3 separate regions of the Mus musculus genome follow, and all the other regions are linked to region 2. Evidence: chromatin loops called from intact Hi-C (ENCODE). Cell type or tissue: left cerebral cortex. All regions are shown on one strand.

Region 1 (2,500 bases), 380 kb before region 2:
AGAGGAACAAATACAAGGGATGGATCATATTTCTTCTTAGAAGATACCATGAACCCTGAGTGAGAAGCACAGAGTCTCTCATCCTTCTCCTGTGCTCCTCCTGTCTCATTTCCTGAGATTGTACAGTGCTCACCTTAGTGGTCATGACCCAGTGCTCACCTTAGTGGTGATGACCCAGTGTTCATCTTAGTGGTGATGACCCAGTGCTCACCTTAGTGGTGATGACCCAGTGCTCACCTTAGTGGTGATGACCCAGTGCTCACTTTAGTGGTGATGACCCAGTGCTCACCTTAGTGGTGATGACCCAGTGCTCATCTTAGTGGTGATGACCCAGTGCTCATCTTAGTGGTGATGACCCAGTGCTCATCTTAGTGGTGATGACCCAGTGTTCATCTTAGTGGTGATGACCCAGTGCTCACCTTAGTGGTGATGACCCAGTGCTCACCTTAGTGGTGATGACCCAGTGCTCACTTTAGTGGTGATGACCCAGTGCTCACCTTAGTGGTGATGACCCAGTGCTCATCTTAGTGGTGATGACCCAGTGCTCATCTTAGTGGTGATGACCCAGTGCTCATCTTAGTGGTGATGACCCAGTGTTCATCTTAGTGGTGATGACCCAGTGCTCATCTTAGTGGTGATGACCCAGTGCTCACCTTAGTGGTGATGACCCAGTGCTCACCTTAGTGGTCACGACCCAGTAGCAGCTTTGTCACTACTGTGCTCCTAAAACCCTTGTTTTTTGTTCTACTCCTCATCCACTCATAGCTGTAGCTTTTTAATATTGCTTAGACTCAAACACACACACACACACACACACACACACACACTCACACACACACACACACTCAAAACATCCAGAAGTTCAAACCGCGATTCTCTCTTTGTAATTACAATAGTATCCGTATGAGAACAATCGCTGTCACTCCTGCAAAGGGAGGAGTCATTTACTTGTCATTTCCCCAGTAGTCAGAGGTCTGGGAAGACATTCTGGTCTTGCAGGCAGGGCTTTCAAATACCTTAACTGGACACTAGGGGGAAGCACCTTCCTTCCAACAGGCCAACAGGCAGCCTGTCATACATTTCCACATTTGAAAAAAGTAAACTTTCATATGTTCAGTTTCTGAAGCGAGAGCTTTAGTTTGCACCATTAAATATATTTATTGAGAATGATGGAATAGATAAACACAGCATTATTTTACTCCTCTGGCATAGATTAAGTTTTAGAAGACTAGTCATTTAAAAATTGCCTGTGAAAAAAATTGGTAATCACAGGTACAACATTTAGAGAAAAATACCTACTGAATCTGATAGCACACTGTCATTTTATACTTATGATATTTTATTATTCTCCTTTTTCAATGCTCGTGGAGACATTCACATAAACACTGAGCAGGACACATCCCGCTGTCTTAGTTTAATTTATTTATCCCTGTCTCCTTAAGTATGAACCTCTCATGTGGCTCACCAATCTGTGCCATTTATTTTCACACCTTCAACATCTCTAGCAGCACGGGGATGGCTGAACAAAAAAAAACCACATGTGATAACTCATTTAGAAACTGCCCCAAGGAAGAGGCTATGTCTTCCATTTCTAACCAGGCACACCTCTGTAAACTGCCTTATATTAACAGACAGGCTACTCCTTAAGAGGAAGGAAGGGGGCAGAAGGAACCCATTGCCACTGCATTTTCTTGGGACAATGCAGTCAATACAACACAAGGAGTCCCGATTTCTGCCTCATTCCTTACCACCAAGCGATATGCCAGAAGAATATGCATATTTGGGGAGCTAATACCAGCAGGTGCATTGATTATAACCCTCAGCATCTGAATACTTTTATCTCTCCTTTTGTTTTTGTTTTTTTTGCTTTGATTCAAAATAGAAAAAGAAAAGAAAAACGCACCTGGCTCTATGGCTGGAGGTACAGATGCACAAACACTCTCTTGGGTGTTTGCTATATTTGAAGTCAGGGAAGTGAGAGGAAAGCCAGCACAGCGTAGATGAGCAGCTCTGTCAATGTTTGTATCTAAACTCCAGACCTCTGGTGGCTCCAGGTGCCACCCTTGTCAGCCCCAGCCTCCTGCTCCTGGTTGGTGAGTGCCGTGCTCTTCTTTGCAGGCAATGCCAGGTAGGCAAGGGCTTGGGTACAGGTGAAGCATGGCAGTTTTCCTTAGCTTATTTTCCATGTGTGTAGTTTTTAGTTACTACTACTTGAGCCAGAACAGTACTTCTGGAGTCTAGCCCAGTAAAACTAAGAGCCAAGGCCATTCATGTACCTACTGAAGTCAGACAGAGAAGCCAGGGTAGACTGGATGCAAAAGTAGAGGCCCTGGCATGGAGGCCAGTTGGAGCTAGACTTTAGATTTTGCTGAATTCAGCCTTCACTGAGAGACAAGGATCAGGTCAGGGCAGATCAGGTTCAACACAGCATGTGGTTGCCTGGTTCCAGAGTGTGTAGGAGAGAAAGTAGAAGATGGTACTGTAAGTAAAACTGTTGTCT
Region 2 (2,500 bases):
ATTCAGATATGTGTGAGAGTAGGCAGCACCCACCAGCTGTGCTGGAAATGAAGGTCTGCCTATATGATCTGCCTTCCTGCTTGCTAGTTTGGGGTCTCTGGGTGTTTACAAGCCCTAGAACCCACACAGCAAAATGTCCAGTGAAATGGTGCTTGGCAGCTATGATTCAGAGACAGACAGACGGGGAGGGAAGGAGAAAGAGGAAAACACAGGATGGGTTTTCATAATCTCCTTGAAGAGAAAAAAACCTACAACACTAGAACAGAATGAAAAGAACCGTAGTTTCAAACCTGAGTGGTTTTGGGGAGAGTACACTCCGCACGTTGGTAGAATGCATCCAGGAATGAAATGCTGTCCTGGATTCCAGCTGTATTGATTATGCCGCCTGTGTGAGCAGTAGAAATCACTGGATTATTTCCATCATCATCTGAGGGTTCTCCAAATTACATAAGTGTTAGGAAATCCTTTGCCAATGTGAAGAGCCAATGCTCTTTCACATAATATTTATAAAGACCTACTTTGCTAATTACAAATGAGTGATGTTTGTGCCTGTGGGGAATGCTGCTGTGAACGCGGGACGCCAGTAGATTTAGTTTAGAGATCTCATTGGCTTTTATTAGCAAGGACAAAGCATAAAAGCCTACAGCAGACCCACAGAGCAGAAGAGTGGTCTCTGTGGGTGGCTTGAGCAGGATCAAGGGACCCTGTATTACAGAACCCCATGGCTCTCACAGGAAACAGCTTCCTGTGGTTTCTCTTGCAGAATAGAGCAGAAAGGGTGTCCCTATTGTCCATTCGGGCTAGCTTGGTTCCCTTCAGATCAGCTGCTGCTGATCAGCACTTAGGAAGCCCTGACCTGTTGGAGTTTCACTTGTTGTATAAAGCTTCAGTTTGATGATGTGTCGTTGGACATGGATGATGGCAATGTGGTCTGGTCTTTGGGGCCTCAGGCTTGAGCTCATTCATACACATGGATTCTACTGGGTCATATCTGAATTTCTGTTACTAAGCATACGAACATTTCTAGAAACCTGCTTTCCACATACCTTGTGCCAGCTCAGCTTTGGCCTCCCTTCGTTCCAGAGCCCACAATGAAGAAGTGAAGGCTCATCAAAGGCTTCTAAAAATGAGCAGTCTTTTTCTCATAGCTGTTTCCAAACTGCCATATCTGAGCCTCTTAGGCTATGCTCTTTTGTGACCCAGTCTCTCAACCAGTTGATAAGTACTCCCAGACAGCAACTTTGTCTAGAACTCTTCCCTGTGCCCTTCCTTTTTCCAGAACAAAGATCTCAGCCAGGACAAGTCTGCCCTCTAGGGGACATATGGAGATAACTGAAGACGGTTTTTCCTCACTAGTACCTGGAAGGGTAGGGTACTCTGCCACTTCGGGATGTCCATTATGGGGGCCCAAATTGCTGCTTAGCACCTGCCATGAACAGGATAGAGCATTATACAGAATATTCAAGCAGCCTGTGTTCAGAGGTAGAGAAATCCTGAGACAGAAAAGGAACCTGCTTTTGTCCCTGGTACCTGAAAACTCACTACAAACATTGTCACTTCACTTCCTCAAAGTGAAATTATCATGATGTTTTCCCCATGGACTCACATGATGATTGTAGTAATAATAAAATGCAGTTGCATAAAATAATGTAATATCAAGGATGGATTTCAATTCTGTATCCAGCATCGAAGGCCATTCATGCTGTAGCACAGGGTCGGTGAGCAAATGACTTCTTGATCCTTGTCAAGAGTCCTTACCTTCTGTGACCATGGTACTCACACAGATCAATACAGAACCCACACTTGCTACTAATTTGATCCAGACTCCAGACCTGAATGCTCTTGCCAAGTGTGTCCTTCTGGGATGCATATGGTGTTACAGCATCTACCGTGGAGGAAGAAGTGCAGAACTTCTACGTAGTTTCTGCTTCTTCATCTCTGACACGCAGTCTTGCACTTCAGGACACCAAATCTAAGACCTTTAGGATTCCACCTTAAGGGCAGGTTTGCATGGTCTATCTCCACACAGTCCTCAGGATTCTATGTGTGTCTTTGGTGCTGCACTTGGCAATATCCCGGAATAGATCCTGGTCAAGGCCCTAACCTAGGAAGAGCAAAGCACAGCACAGCACTGCCTGCTAGAGATTCCACTGCCGGTCTACTTGTGCTTCTGTCTCTGGCTTACTCATGGTCAGCCAGTCTTCCTGTCACTCCAGGGACTAGAACAGTACACATAAGAGTCTTCAAGAGGCCATATGTGAGAATCTTAGCATGTCTACCCACTGACTCGTGTGCAGCCAGGGGCAGCAACACTGCAAGGGAAGAGCTTGATATGAACTCCGGTTCCTAATGACATGGAAGTGGGGTCTAGTGTTCTGGAGCTCCCTTCCTGTTTCTGTAGGATCTGGGGGAAGTTCTGAGCTGGTCTGCACAGGCTACAAGCAACATGTTTGACCTCACAGTTGCATGGCCCCTTGCTCTTGTGTGAGGGTTGAACCCA
Region 3 (2,500 bases), 170 kb before region 2:
TTGAAGGCACGCTTCGTAAGGGAATCTCTTAGCCATTTTTTTTTTCCAGAGCCGCTGTTACTGCAGAGATAAGTTAAGCAGACACTGTAGGATCCCAATACTCCCCCTTGTTTCCTGCTCCTGTTACGTGCGTCCTTATTTCTTTCAGACACTTTTGATCTCACCAATAGAATTTCTTTTGGTGCCTGTGACATCATAGGCCAATCCCATGTATTTTAAAACAAGGAGTTACTTGATTTTTACCAGGAGACAACATGCCTCATGGTGAACATGTAAACAGGATCTAATTTAGAAACCTGAATTTACTTGTTAAAAATATCAGAAATTAAATTTGTCCCTTTTTTCTGAAATATATGTAACAACTTCTCATATCTACTTATCTGTATAGTTTTTGGTTGTAATCTAGACATATATTCCAGGATGGCTCGTACAACACACTTTTGAGAAGCCAGAGAAGGTGGCATTGAGGCACAGGATGAGGGGGGCACTGTTGAATCCAGACCCCTTGTTATTAAATGATTTCCTTCCTTCCTTCTCCCTTGTGCTGTGCTGTGCTAGTACCCAGGGCTTGCACTGTACTTACAGTATAAAGAGAAACTCACTGGTTAGCATTGGAGAAAATTAGCAACCCTCGCTGGGGAAGCCCACTTACCCCCTTCTCACCTGTAAACTCTCCAGAGCAATTCTTATTGGTCACTTGCATTCTGACACCAGTCACCCTTAGCAATCAACTGTCATTTAGAAATGACAATGTACATATGACATATTTCAGTGTAGTACGTTATGATGCTACGATATATGCATACATTATGTACACATCTAGGTAGTATGGTTCTCAGAAACTGGCTATTCAGTTAGACTGAGCGATTTCGTTGTATAAGATGAAAAAAAAAGAAGGTTTCTAAAGGCCTTCTAAGGAAAAGACATTAACAATTTCATGGAAAAGGCACTTGGGTTTTGTACTGGTGAGTGTTTCCCTTGTGGTCCAATAACCGCTGCTGCCCTGAGCTCACATAGGTTTGGAAAAGTTGCATTGCTTTCTGCCAACAGGAGGTGGCGCTGAATCCTCGGCCTTCCTGGAGTCCCATTCAGCCTGTGGAAGCCGGCTTATCCCTTCTATTTCTGCACTAAGCTCCCCTTGCGGACTTGATCCCCACTCAAGGCCATTCCTGGCTTCCTCTGGGAGCACTGGCTGTTCTTCTCTACCCCCAAGGACACACAGGGCATCTTCGAAATCCTACCCTGCCCAGAGACAACTAAAACTCTATACCATCCTGCACGCTTCAACACATGCTATTAAAATGTGCTGTGAGGGCTGTGTGATTCTTTTTCAGTTTGAATTTCCTTGTTAAACATTTCTTTTCAGATGTGGTATTATTATTCATCCGTTACATTTTTATTAGGCAAATAATTAAGATTTAAGGAAAACGACTATGCCTTTTTAGCTTATTTAAGGCTGTAATTGCAAAGTTATAAAAATGTCAGGTTATATTTTTAACACATAAGGTATGCTAATTTCAGAGATGACTTACTCCAAAATTGCTAAATTTTCATTCTGCTTACCCCGTTTTATCGCCATTTTCCCTACCTGCCTAACACCTTATCTGCCTTAATATTTACAGTAATGTTTTTGTATTGTGAAAGAACGATGCTACTCTAAACTGTCAGCATTTTGACTTACCCAGCTTGGATAGGCACCAGAATCCATTTGACATTTGGACGGATTCCACTTGGTTACAGCTCTGACTTGTATTACGATAAATACAATCACATGAGATATTAAAACCACTGTGTGTGTGTCACTGTGGTCATTGACTTTCATTTTTTGGATTTATTTCTCTCATCACTGTTCCTTGGACCCCAGCTCCAGGAAGAAAAGTACGCCTCACTCCAGACAGTAGTAAATTCATTTAAGCCCAGACTGGTGAAGAATAAACGTATCTATTTTTATTTTAATTGAAGTAACTAGGTGGAAAATCACACAACACTGTTGAATCTCATTCCTAGAACTGATTCAAACAGTTAGAGGTCTAAGTGGCAGTACTGTGTTATAGGTAAAATACAACCATAGGATTCCACCCAGTTTCTTAATAAACAGTCCATATTTGTGAAGGGTGGTATGATTGTCAGTGATCCTAAAAAGTTATCTAATTTATTTTCCATGAGAAACAAGTACTTTGCATCTAGGGCATGCCCACACTGCTAGGTGACTCAGCTTTTAGGACTGGAACAGAGTAATCCCCCTCCCCTTGCCCTTTCCAAGATGAGGTAAAAGAGAGGAAGTGGGCCACCCCCCAACTTGTGTCTCCGATTGACTGACTGATTTTTCCTGTGGTAAGCGGTGTCGTGCTGCACTCCACTTGCTGAGCTTGTCATGTGCCTCACTGAGGACAGGGCTGCCCCCATCGCCTCAGTCCCAGACCTCTGTGCCTTTGTCTGCAGGCAGATGCTCAGCTTTAGGGTGTGTTGGTCACTGCTCCTCTCCTCTTCCTGACCCAAT

The links. A loop is a pair of places that touch in the nucleus more often than their neighbours do. Peaks named below come from ENCODE experiments on the same cell type or tissue, not always from the same donor. Only the 100,000 strongest peaks of a DNase experiment are listed, where the experiment ranks them.
Region 1: a loop joins it to region 2, with 6 times the contacts of the local background. A loop is called at or near these places in 17 of 42 quality-filtered maps.
Region 3: a loop joins it to region 2, with 16 times the contacts of the local background. A loop is called at or near these places in 21 of 42 quality-filtered maps.

The regions. Positions count from the first base shown.
Region 1 is chr12:30,576,750-30,579,249 of GRCm38, reverse strand. Gm32259 (a long non-coding RNA gene) reads left to right here and starts at 2,057. Exons shown (of 4, transcript XR_872635.1): 1 at 2,057-2,128. In left cerebral cortex, a CTCF peak has its summit at 1,030 (motif pointing right); a DNase peak (open chromatin) is centred at 1,028.
Region 2 is chr12:30,198,727-30,201,226 of GRCm38, reverse strand. All of the region lies in intron 15 of Sntg2 (syntrophin, gamma 2), which reads left to right. Among named protein-coding and RNA genes, the nearest start is that of Gm32084, 54 kb to the right of the region's middle. In left cerebral cortex, a CTCF peak has its summit at 1,317 (motif pointing left); DNase peaks (open chromatin) are centred at 600 and 1,285; H3K27ac peaks cover 368 bases.
Region 3 is chr12:30,368,562-30,371,061 of GRCm38, reverse strand. All of the region lies in intron 1 of Sntg2 (syntrophin, gamma 2), which reads left to right. Among named protein-coding and RNA genes, the nearest start is that of Sntg2, 3.6 kb to the left of the region's middle. In left cerebral cortex, a CTCF peak has its summit at 1,050 (motif pointing right); DNase peaks (open chromatin) are centred at 69 and 1,054.